2 separate regions of the Homo sapiens genome follow, and region 2 is linked to region 1. The links are chromatin contacts, found by Hi-C in ENCODE. All regions are on one chromosome and are shown on one strand. Each heading gives the region's core, a stretch centred on a gene start or an enhancer-like site at or near the end of the contact. The rest is flanking DNA. Distances are from core to core; before and after follow the strand shown.

Evidence for each region. Hi-C counts contacts between places; a loop is a spot of excess contacts on that map. Pooled maps may share reads with other maps.
Region 2: a pooled map shows a loop between it and region 1 (3-fold over the local background). The contact joins the promoter of SEMA4B here to the promoter of UNC45A in region 1. A Hi-C loop is called at or near these places in 1 of 168 maps with a recorded cell type or tissue (B cell), 2 of 37 single-sample maps with no recorded cell type and 2 of 50 pooled maps.

The regions. Positions count from the first base shown.
Region 1 is chr15:90,934,002-90,940,172 of GRCh38, reverse strand. It overlaps UNC45A (unc-45 myosin chaperone A), which reads right to left and starts at 4,888. Exons shown (of 20, transcript NM_018671.5): 1 at 4,798-4,888; 2 at 4,468-4,629; 3 at 4,191-4,227; 4 at 3,713-3,888; 5 at 350-442. The coding sequence starts at 4,848. RefSeq lists a silencer at 4,673-5,072 and an enhancer at 5,703-5,802.
Region 2 is chr15:90,197,960-90,204,130 of GRCh38, reverse strand. SEMA4B (semaphorin 4B) reads right to left here and starts at 2,801. Exons shown (of 14, transcript NM_198925.4): 1 at 2,396-2,801. The coding sequence starts at 2,552. RefSeq lists a silencer at 2,350-3,109 and an enhancer at 2,282-3,253.

The DNA.
Region 1 (6,171 bases), core at 3,639-6,138:
CTCTTTGAAGTTTAGCTTCCTCTGTAAATAGAGGGAAGAGCCTTCTCTCGGGATTGATGGTTAGAGCAAATGAGTCCCCAGCAGAGCCTGAGGGGCTGGGACAGTGCCTCAGTTACCTCTGTACACCCAGTTCCTGGCACAGGGCGTGGCCAACAAGGTACTCTGTGAACACTGGTTCTCTTTCCTTGGTTCACGCTAAAGCCCCAGACCCTCAGAGCTCCCATCCAGGCCCCGTGAGCCCAGCTGCACGATTGGAGGAGCGGCAGAGCAAGGCAGCAGTGGCTTCGGGGGCCTATGGATGGGTGGCTCTAGTGGGAGCTCACTCACTGACTCAGCCCAGGGCCTATACCTTTTGCTTTTTCTCAGTGCCCTTCTCTTCTGGGTCCAACAGTATCTGAAACATCTGTTCCACTTTGGCATCCGTCGAGGACATGTATCGCACCTAGACAAACCAACAAAGCATGGAACAAATCACGGCTCTTGGCCAGAGACATCACACTCCCTATTCATTTGTCTCCAGCTCCTCACTCTGGGAGGCACAGTAAAGATGTCCAGGCTCAGGGCTAGCACCTAGCTACCCTGGGCAGGAAGAGACTTGCCTGGCAGTGCCTCCTAAATTTCCCGCACCTGTTTTTCTTTCTGAGCTATTTCCTGCTTGGGCAGCAGGGGCTGCGCCGATGCTGGAGTGCCTTTTCGGAGGGGAGGTATCCTGTCAGCTACGAGGCAACCCACTCCCAGTGGTGCCATCTACATTGTGGCAGCGTGAATGGGCTTCCCATGGCACTGAACTCAGCATTTATACCTCCTGCCAGGGAGCTGGCAGATCGTGAGGTAGTTGCTAACACTTCCTTTAGCTCCAGAATTCTCTTTTCACTGTTTTAAAAATAATCTGAGCTGGGCGCAGTGGCTCCCGCCTGTAATCCCAAAACTTTAGGAGGCCAAGGCAGGTGGATCACCTGAGGTCAGGAGTTCAAGACTAGCCTGGCCAACAAGGTGAAACCCCATCTCTACTAAAAATACAAAAAATTAGCCGGGCGTGGTGGCAGATGCCGGTAATCCCAGCTACTCGGGAGGCTGAGGCAGGAGAATCACTTGAACCCAAGATGCGGAAGTTGCAGTGAGCCGAGATCACGCCACTGCACTCTAACCTGGGCAATAACTGTGAAACTCTGTCTCAAAAAAATAAATAAATAAAATCTGAAGCCAGGCACGGTGGCTCACGCCTGTAATCCCAACACTTTGGGAGGCCGAGGTGGGCAGATCACCTGAGGTCAGGAGTTTGAGACCAGCCTGGCCAACATGGTGAAACCCCGTCTCTACTAAAAATATAAAAATTAGCCAGGTGTGGTGGCGGGTGCCTGTAATCCCAGCTACTCGGGAGGCTGAAGCAGGAGAATCGCTTGAATCTGGGAGGTGGAGGTTGCAGTCAGCAGAGATCCACTGCACTCCAGCCTGGGTGACAGGATAAGACTGTCTCAAAACAAACAAATAAATAAATAAATAAATAATCTGAATGGGGAAGATCATCCTAGGCCTACTCCCCCACCCCCCAGAGTCCTGGGCATAGATGGTGGCACAAGCCTAGCATGTGGACCACCCGCCTTCCTCTCTTGCATCCATGGCAGCCATGACTAACCAGTCATGGCACGTTCCCCTGCTTGGCTCAGGCAATCTGCTTCCTAATTCTTCTCAACATAGGACTCTGGGCAGCCACTGCCAATCAGAGTTGGCATTGAGAGAGGAAACCTATTTGCTTTCCCAGGCTTCAACATTTCAGTGAGGTGTCTGCCATCATGTTATCTGCTTCCACTGTGTCAGCATTTTAACGTCAAATTATCTGGCGAATTTGAGCTTGGTTGTAGCTCATAATGGTCTTTAGATTCTTTTCTCCTAATTTAAAAATATACGTATTTTACACAATTTCTCTTTATTAAAAAAATATGAACAGGTGATGCAGTCTCCTTTGGAAAGCCCTCTCAATCCCATTCCTTTCCCCAGGGGTCACCGTGTTATCATTTTGATGTATATCTTTTAAAATATTTTCCTGAAAAAATAAAGAAACAAAAATGCATATTTGGCCCAGTGCCATGGCTCACGCCTGTTATCCCAGCCAGTTGGGAGGCTGAGGTGAGTAGATCCCTTGAGCCTAGGAGTTCAAGACCAGCCACCTGGGCAACACAGTAAAACCCTGTCTCTACAAAAAATATAAAAATTAGGCGAGCGTGGTGACATGCATTTGTCCCAGCTACTTGGGAGGCTGAAGTGGGAGGACTGCTTGAGCCCGGGAGGAAGAGGTTGTACTCCAGCATGGGTGACAGAGTGAGACCCCGTCTCAAAATACATAAATAAATAAAAATAAAAATAAATTTAAAAAATAAAATATTTTCGGCTGGGTGCAGTGGCTCACACATGTAATCCCAGCACTTTGGGAGGCCGAGGCAGGCAGATCACAAGGTCAGGAGCTCCAGACCATCCTGGCCAACACAGTGAAACCGCATCTCTACTAAAAATACAAAAAATTAGCCGGGCGTGGTGGCAGGCCCCTGTAGTCCCAGCTACCTGGGGGACTGAGGCAGGAGACTCACTTGAACCTGGGAGGCAGAGGTTGCAGTGAGCCAAGTTCGCACCACTGCACTCCAGTGTGGGCGACAGAGCAAGACTCCGTCTCAAAAAAAAAAAAAACAATTATTTTCCTTTGTATTTACATACCCAAGTGTACCCACAGAAAAAATATAGCATTGTTTTGCTATGTAGGGGATCATTAACATAAATGATATTATACTATATGTGTTATTGTATATTTTTCTTCTTCTTTTCTTTTTTGAAAGAGACAGGGCCTCACTCTGTCAGCCAGGCTGGAGTGCAGTGGCACGATCATAGCTCACTGTAACTGCAAAATCCAGGGCTCAAAGGACTCTCCTGCCTCAGCCTCACAGGTAGCTGGGACTACAAGGGTGTGCCACCACACCCAGCTAACTTTTTAGGTTTTGGTAGCAACAGGGTCTCACTATGTTGCCCAGGCTGGTCTCAAACTCCTGGCCTCCAGTGATCATCCCATCTTGGCCTCCAAAAGCACTGGGATTACAGGCATGAACCACCATGCCCTGCCTATTTTGCTTTGTTCATTCAACAAGTGTCCCAGAGCTTCCCATTTCAATATGTGTGTATCTACCTATTCTCAGTAACTATATAAGAGTCTGTAGTAAGGACATTACCCATTTATTCAGCCATTCCTCTATGGCTGGGCATTCAGGCAAGTTCCAAGTTTTTCTTACTACAAAAAAGGCTGAAATAAACATACACATGTCTACTTGTGCACGTGGACAAGGTTTCTCTGAGAGAAACAGCAAGAAGTAAACATATGGGATCACAAGATACGCTCATTTGAAATTGAATAGATATGCTAAAGTACTCTCGAAAAGAGCTGTACCAATTTATACCCCTCCAGCAGTCATCAGAGAGCCCTTGGCCCCCAGCCTCACCACTGATGTGTCTGCCTCTCTCCTTCTCGAAAAGTGTACAAACTTTTAAATATCTGCCAGACAGACCTCCAAATCAACAGTAATGTGCTGTCATCTTAATTTGCTTTTCCCTGGCCACAGGCAAGGTTCACTTGCCACCGGGATCTCGTCTGGAGAACTGTGTCTACACCCCTGGCCCAGACCCCTTCACCACCAGTCAATGCTTCCACCTCTCTGGGTCACTCACATACCTTCTCCTGAATCTGGCCCCCGATGTTCCGCAAGGCCTCCTGGAAAACTTTGTTCTTGGGCTCCAAGCTCACACATCTCTGCAGGTCAAGGACAGCCTGGTCCAGGCGGCCCAGCTTCTCTAGGGCTTGGCTCCGCCGGTAGAGTGCTTTGACATCCCCACCATCCTTTTCAATGGCTGAGCACAAACAGGAGCGCTGTCAGCACCCATGAGGCCACTGTCTCCAGGCAAGAGCAGTAGGGAAAGATCTCGAGGAAAGGCCAGAAGAAGGTGGGGGGGACGAATGTGGGGCTCGGTGCTTCAGCCTCAGAAAAGGTGAGGGTAGCTGCAGAAAAGGAAAGGCCCGAGGCAGTGGGAAAGAAAGAAGGCAGATGTGTCTCTGGGGCCAAAGGAGGAGAATGTGACGGTGCAGCGGTCCCAGAGTCCTTGCCCACCACAGAAGCCCTACAGCTCCACACCAGGGCCCACCATTCCCCTACCTTTGGATGCCTCTGTTTCTGCTTTGTCGTAATCTTCCTGTAAGAGAAAGACAGGAGCCTGAAGGAATGGTCATCTCCCTCTCGGGGCACTAACCAGGCAGCAGGGGTACTCTCGCTCTCCAAGGTCACCCGATCCCCCACCACCCTGAGGTGCAAAAAACATCTGGCAAGCGGGGATGGCCTGGGAGCGTGAATGTCCAGCTGGGGCCCAAGCATCAGCTTAGATGGGCGAACCGGGGCCCGGGCGGGCGAGGGGAAGAGCGCCAGGCTCCCTCACCAGCTTGAGGTGGCAGGCGGCCCGGTTCCGGTGCAGAACGGCCTGGTCCTGGGGCGTCGCGTCCAGACCCAGGGCCTGAGTGTAGGCCGCCAGGGCGCCCCCGTAGTCTCCACATTTGAACAGCTCATTGCCCTCCTTCCGCAGCTGCTCCACTGAGCTGGCCTGTAGAGAGAAAGGGGGCGGAAACGTCGGAGGGGGTTCGGGGCAGAGCCCGGGAGCTAAGGGGAGAGGAGAGGAGGGATCGGGGCGAGCCTCATGGATGGGGAGAAGGAGGCCAGGGATGGTCAGGGCGGGTGCGAAGGGGTGATGGCGCGGGGGTTGGGTACGCACCCCGGGGGTGGCCGGCCGGGGCTCGGGGGTCCCTGGACCACTCACAGTCATCGCGGAGAGGTTGTCTCGTGCCCGCGCAGGCGCAGTCTCTGGGGCGGGGCGAGTCTGGGTTCGGGACGCCACCGGCAGCTGCCCCGCCCCACTCTTGCGTCGGAGGTGGGGTCAGAGAGGGGCAGGGCTAAGGAGGGAGCGCGCCCGGGCAGGGGCGGGGCGCTTGGCTCTGGATCGCAGGTGCAGGCAAGCTCCGGGCGCACCTAAGCTGTCCCCGCAGAGACCTGCAGGGAGCTCGCGGCGGAGGACCCAGAGGGAGGCCTGCGGTGGCTCCAGCCCAGACTCCGGCCCCGACCGCAGCAGAAGTGCACGAGGTCTACGGTCATCAGGGTCACAACCAGTAGGTTGTAGAGGCCCAGCACTAGGAGCGGGCCTGGGCCCCTGCGGGAGAGAAAAAGTATCTGGATCCCGGCCCCGACCGCGCTCTCGCTGCTGCGCTCTGTGGGGGGTACAGAATCCCTGGGAGTCCGGAGAAAGCTCAGGACTCCCTCCCCAAATAAGTGTCGTCTTACATACACACATTTGCATACGAATTTAGGAGCTCATCCTAGAGCCACCCATGGGCAGATTCAGGATGGCTCCCCATTACCAGCTTGCACAGCCCCCTGAACTTCTCCTTTGTAATTGTAATCATGATCTACATGATTTTCTGTTGCGGTCTGTCCCTTCACTAGTCTGTAAGTTACAAGCCTACCACCCCATAATTTAGGAACAGAGCCCCAGATACTGGAACACCCTGTCGATGTTCCAGTGGCTCTGGGGTTGGAGATCTCACCTGAGGATGGGCGGGGGCGGAAGAGCGGACAGATTGACTTGGTACAGGGCCTCAAATTCAGCCCGGGTGCAGCAGGAGCCCCCTGCAGCCTGCAGGTGGCAGCAGTAGGCTTCCTCTGGAGAATCAGACAGACGAGGGCAAAAGAAACCAGGGTAGTGACGGCCATGGACATCCCGGGTGGTCTGGCACAAGTGAGGGTGGTGGACCAGAGCTGAAGAGAGAGGTGGGGGTGCTAGAGACAAGCAGGAGGGGCCTTTCCACAGCTCACTCCACCCCTACTGGAGAGTAAAAGAGATCAGCCCCTACCAGAAGAAAAGATGCCCTTCCACCCATCCCCATCAGTTCCAGTTCCCAGGAATAGCCCATAGCACCAGAGGCAGGTGGGCCACAGGGGTAAGTGCTGTACCTGAGAGAGAGGTTGGCTGGACAAGGGTCACCCAGCTGAAGAGCAGCAGTAGCCCCACAGATAGGCCTGTCAGCAAGGGGCCTGACCTTCTCTGGATGCCCATGAGAGTTCACTACCACCTCTGTCCTGGTCCTGGGAACCC
Region 2 (6,171 bases), core at 1,552-4,051, 730 kb after region 1:
CAGGAACATCTAATGAGCCCCCTGGGATGAGGCAGGAAACCGCCTTAGGCCACACTCAAGGGTGAGCCTGTTCAGTTACCAGGGCATTCCCCTCTCGGACTCCCAGCCAGCCCTAGGACCTGCACGTAGGTAAGAGTAGGAGGTGGGTATGAGGGCCAGGAGGAAGCCCAGAGAGGGGGCACTCCAGGGTATAGTGGCAACTCAGTCGACTATAGATACGTGCTCACAAGTTCAGGTAGCTAGGTGCCACTACACTATTCCAGGGCTTTGGTGGGACTGGAAAAATGGGCCACTCCGGGCAGACCTAGCCCCAAGAACATAGCAGAAGGGGTCTTTTGCTCCAGGACTCTTAGGTTGGAGAGCTGAGTGTGGACTGCATTTCAGGTCCTCTCAACCCTCAGCTGGGCACCTTGGTACAATGCACAAAATGCAAGCCCACCTACGGCAGCCCTGACAGGTGAATGCTGGTGCGTGACAGAAGCCTGGGAACAGTCACGGGCTTGTAGAAGTGGACCAGGTCCTGCAGCTGCATTGGTAATAATAACCAAGTATTCTAGCTGCTCCTCGGGAAGCAGGTCCCCTCGATTCCCCTCGCTGCTCTCCAGTTTTGCCTTCTAGCTACCCTGTGATTGTCCCATCCAGTTCCAGAGTTGGACATGAAACCTACCGTCTTTTGACATGGTCCCATGAGCTGGCCCAGCTTTCCCAAGGCCATAAGTGGAGTCCATTGGAGCATCTGCCCCCATCTCACCCTGCCTTCTCCCAAAAATGAGAGGGTCTGAGGGCAAAGGGAGTTGTGGCCACAACAGAAGTAGCAAGACAGCAGGCCTGGGGCTGGTTACACCTGTTCATCCTGACTTCACAAGCTGAAGCACCCAAGGGGCTACAGTCAAACTAACACCCCAACCCTGTCCTAACCCCAGGCAGAATCACCCCAGATCTGGGCAAGATGTACAGAAGTAAACTCTGAGCTGAGTAACACTCATTCAGCGGTTCCCGTACCAGGCCCTGTCCTAACGACTTTTCAAACACGAGCTGATTTAATCCTCACTACCTTGAGGTAGGTTCTGTTATTATACCTGTTTTACAGATGAAGAAATCAAGACCCAGAAACTTTAAGTAGCCTGCTCAAGGTCACATGGTTACTAAGTGGCTGAGGTAGCATTTGAACCCAGGTCATCTGCAGTATTTCAGACAGGGGTTCAGGTAGGGTTACTTGAAGCCGCTAGGGCCCTGCCTTAATTTAAGTGCTGATTCTACTATTTCCCTTTGTAAACAGGATGCTTTTAGAGGTGGGGATGCTGTGAGGAGATGGAAGTCTGGGACAGTTTCAGTCTGTAACCTCTAATTCATACATGCTTTATTCCAAGTCATACAATATGACAACCAACAAGTTAAAGGGCTTGCGGATACATCTGTTGGGCACTTATAAACTTCATACCCGAGTAACACACCTTGCAAGGCACCTACGACTGCCTATTTTGCAGATGAGAAAGGTGGGGCACTGGGAGCAGAAGGCACTTACTTGCCCAGTGGAAGAAATGGGCTTGGGATCCAGGACCCTCTGAATCTAAAGCCCAAGTGCCCCAAGAAGAGCTGGAGAAGCAACCGGATGGAAGGGAAAAGGAGAGGGAAGGGCGGAGGGCTGAAACAGGAGGTGGCCACAGAAGCAGATGTGAGGACCAGGAAAGGAACCCAGCCAACCAGGATGCTACTCCCAGGTCACTCTGAGGAGGGGTCGCGCCCAGGACTTGGGAATGTCAGCGCCCAGAGCTGCCCCCATCCGCAGTCTGTTCGCTCCCAGGACTTGGGAATGTCAGCGCCCAGAGCTGCCCCCATCCGCAGTCTGGTCGCTCCCAGGGCCTGGAGGTCTCTCCATGCTGGGGCTTGGGGCTGCACTGGCAAGCCAGGGATGGAGGGGCGGAGAGGGAGGATCGGGCGCCTGCCCGCCCACCACAGCTCCCGGCCCTGCTGCGACTTGCTGGGAATACCAGAACCCCAGTGTTTATAGGACTGCAAGCAGTGGCCTCCCTCTACCCCGAGCCGCCCTCGGGGGCGGCACCGCGGTCGGCTCTGGTCAGCATCAAAGACAAGTAGATGGGCAGGCGGACCCCGCCGAAAGTGCATCCTCCTAAGGGAACTAGGGGGGACGACAGAGCGGGCTAGACCCCATCCCTACGCAGAAAGAAAACTGAAGAAAGGGGCCAGCGGCCCCACAGCTCCCCTCTCCTCTCCCTCCCTCCGCGCAGCGCCTTGAAAAAAGAAGGGGTCCTAATGGATCCCGTGCCTCCGACAGGTCCCCTCCTTGGTCCTTTGTCACGGCCACCTCCGCACGAGGCACGTCCCCGGCAGCCTTCCTTCCCCCGGCCCGCGTCCCCGGGTCCCCGGCACTCACCCAGAGGCAGGCTGATCCGGGGGCTGAGCGCCCAGGTCGGAGGCGGCGGCTGCAGCAGGAGCAGCAGCAGCAGGAGCAGCAGCAGCGGTGGCCGAGGCGGCAGCGCGCCCCATGGGGCGGCGAGCCAGCTCCTCAGGCCCATCGCGGTGCGCAGCATTCGGAGAGCAGGAGCGACGGTGTCCCGCGGCTCGGGCTCAGGTGGCTCGGCCGGACTCACGGGCGGCAGCTCCGCCCCGCGGTCCGCCCCCGAGTCGCCCCGGGGGCCCCCGCCTCCGGACCTGGGGGGCGGGAGGTGGGAAACAGGGTCAAGTGGGCCCTGGCAAACTCAGCCCCTCCGCGGGGCACCGCAGTCCTCCCGCCGGCGCCGGCCCCGCAGCCTCGGCTTGGGCAGAGCTCACCCGCAAGCGGCGGAGGGCGGGGCTGAAGGAGGAAGTCGGCCGTGAGCCCGGCCGGCCCGCCCCCTTCCCCCTTCCTCCTTCCCGGGCGCTGGCAGCGCGAGGGGCGGCAGCTCGGGGCGCTGCCGCAGGGGCCAAGCCCGGGATCAGTAGCCCCGGCGGCCGCCGGAGCGCTGGGACGCGGACGAAAGCCGACCCCCAGCTCCCCGCCCCCACTGCTCAGACCCTCCCACCGCCGCCCAGGCCCTGGCCCCTTCCGGCTCCTCTGGGACCCTCTGCTAGTGGCGTTGGTTTGGGGACACGCTGCGTCCCCGCTATGCGCCTAGGGAGTTAGGGGGCGGATGGTGATTAGGCCTTGGTCTCCTCCCTTTAGGCGCCCCCTCCGCTCTTGCTCCTGGCGACCCCCTTGTTCCTGCGACCAAATGAACTCGGCCGAGCTCGTGCTGACACTGGGGCTAGCAGCTTGAGAGTCCAATTTTTGCACAGGTCAATCCACTGCAAGTCATGGCTGGGCATTCACTACAAGCTCAGCACTTAGTCTAGGCACCCTGCGGGCTTGTCCGCTTAATATTCTGTCCACGCGAAGCCCTCGGGTGGGGGAAGGGCAAGATTAGCTTAAGTGGGATAATAGGATTTAATGTACTGCTGAGGAGGTAAAACCTTCACAACCTGCACGTGACCCGGCAGGGGAAGGGAACCCCTAAGACTGGAGTGGAAGCCCAGAGGCACCCACCCCTAATCCTCCTGGCTCCTAACATCTCCACGGGTGGAGTTCAGCTCTGCTGAGACCAGGGGTTTCCAACTGCAGCCTGGACCATTAGCAGATTCTGAAATCAATTTAGTGGATCCCAACAGCATTAAGAAACAAACAAAACATAGAAACTATCTAAGCAATAATCTCAAAGGATAAGTAATTTTGGGAAAGCTACTTCAACTTTTCCTAAGTGTGCACAGGATTACAGAAAAATGTAGTAGTTCCTCCTGTAGTTAAGAGTCCAAAAGAGTGAAAGCCTCTGCTAGTTATTTCCATGGCAGTAGAGACCATCGCTCCATAAATTTGCTGCAATTGCAGGAAAGCTCCTCTTCACCCCCAGCCAAAATCAGCCTCCTCAGAGCACCTCTTTTCCTCTCCTCCCGACTTTCAGGGTCTGCCACATCTGCTCCCACAACAGGGATGCTGTCAAGAGGGTGGGCACAGCACCCACATGGTCCCAGGTCTCCTTTCTTACAGCTAAGTTTCCTCATGCTGCATGATTTCTGTACCTCCATCACCTTCTGTGGACATGGTGCAGGCTAGCAGCATCCCTTTTAAAGGGGCTCCCAGAACTGGACACAGAATTCCACATGGGATATGGACAGCACCAAGCACCCACAGTGCTACTATTGCCCAGGTTTGGATGCTTACTCTAAATGGGTTCAATCCACCTACAGCCAGTGATACCCAAACCCCTATCTGCCGCCTAGTCCAGCCCTGCTCAGCCCTTAACTCCAAAAGGCCTCAACTTTTTTTTTTTTGAGACAGAGTCTTGCTCTTTTGCCCAGGCTGGAGTGCAATGGTGCAATCTCCACTCACTGCAACCTCTGCCTTCTGGGTTCAAGTGATTCTCCTGCCTCAGCCTCCCGAGTAGCTGAGATTACAGGTTTATGCCACCACACCCCGCTAATTTTTTGTATTTTTAATAGAGACAGGGTTTCACAATGTTGGCCAGGCTGGTCTTGAACTCCTGACCTCGTGATCCACCTGCCTTGGCCTCCCAAAGTGCTGGGATTTCAGGCGTGAGCCACCACACCTGACCCGGCCTCAATATTTCTACTTGGCTGTCTGAAAACCATCTCGAGCCCAACATGTCCCAAACTAAGCTCCTGATCTCTCCCCCTTCTCAAAAATGTGCTCCACCTACAGCCTTCCCCATTTCATTTAATGGCAATTCCATCTTTAAATTGCTCAGGCCAAAACCCTCAGCTCCTCTCATTATCTCACTCCTCACATCCAGTCCATTAGAAAATCTATAATCTGACCACTTCCCAGCTCCCTAGGGCCCAGGCACCACCCTCTTTCTCCTGGTTACTGCAAGGGCCTCCTAACTGTTCTCCCCGTTTCCTCCTTGGTTCCCCTACAATCTATTCTCAACACAGCAGCTGGAGTGAGTCTTTAAAACACAAGCCAGGACAGGGGTGGTGGCTCACGCCTGTAATCCCAGCACTTTGGTGGGCCGAGGCGGGCAGATCACTTGAGGTCAGGAGTTCAAGACCAGCCTGGCCAACATGGTGAATCCCCATCTCTACTAAGAACACAAAAATTAGCTGGGCATGGTGGTGTGTGCCTGTAATCCCAGCTACTCGGGAGGCTGAGGCAGGAGAATTGCTTGAACCGGGGCCTGGGAGGCGGAGGTTGCAGTGAGCTGAGATTGTGCTACTGCACTCCAGCCTGGGCTACAGAGCAAGACTCCATCTTAAACAAAACAACACACAACACAAGCCAGATCAGGGCTTTCCTCTGCTCAAAACCCTCCAAGGGTTCCCCCATCTCATTCACAATGACCTTACTTGGAGTGGTCTGCAAAGCCCTCCATGTCATCCTCACCACCAGTACCACTGCATCCTCTACTACTTTTCCCCTCACTCATCCACACCAGGTACATATATAGTAGCCCGAACCAGCAGGGCCTTTGACCTGGCTGCTCCCTCACCTGGCACACTCTCCCCCTAGATAACCACAGGACTGAGTCCCTTGCTTCCTTTTGCTCATTTATCACCTTGAAGAATCTGAACTTCCTCCTAATATGCCCCTTATCTCCTTAAAAATACCTTGAGATATTTTTTCAGAGCACTCATCACTGAATAACATACGATATATTAGTTATGGTTTTTCTTTATTGTCTGACATCCCATCTCCCCCAGAATGCTGACTGAGAGGGCAGAGATTTTTGCTTATTTGGTTTGTTAAGTAATGTATCTCAAGCCTCTAGAATAGTGCTTGGCACATGGTAAGCAGGACTTCAGTAAGTACTGGATGAATGAATGAATGAATGCAACTTGAGTCACAGAATACTGCTGACTCATGTCAGCTGACAACCAGAACTATTTTTTTTATATCAACTTTGGTCCAATAAAGAGTTTTACCAGCCAGGCGCGGTGGCTCACGCCTGTAATCCCAGCACTTTAGGAGGCCGAGGCAGGCGGATCACGAGGTCAGGAGATCGAGACCATGGTGAAACCCCGTCTCTAATAAAAATACAAAAAAAAATTAGCCGGGCACAGTGGTGGGTGCCTGTAGTCCCAGCTACTCAGGAGGCTGAGGCAGGAGAATGGCGCGAACCCGGGAGGTGGAGCTTGCAGTGAGCCGAGATCACGCCACTGCACTCCAGCCTGGGCCACAGA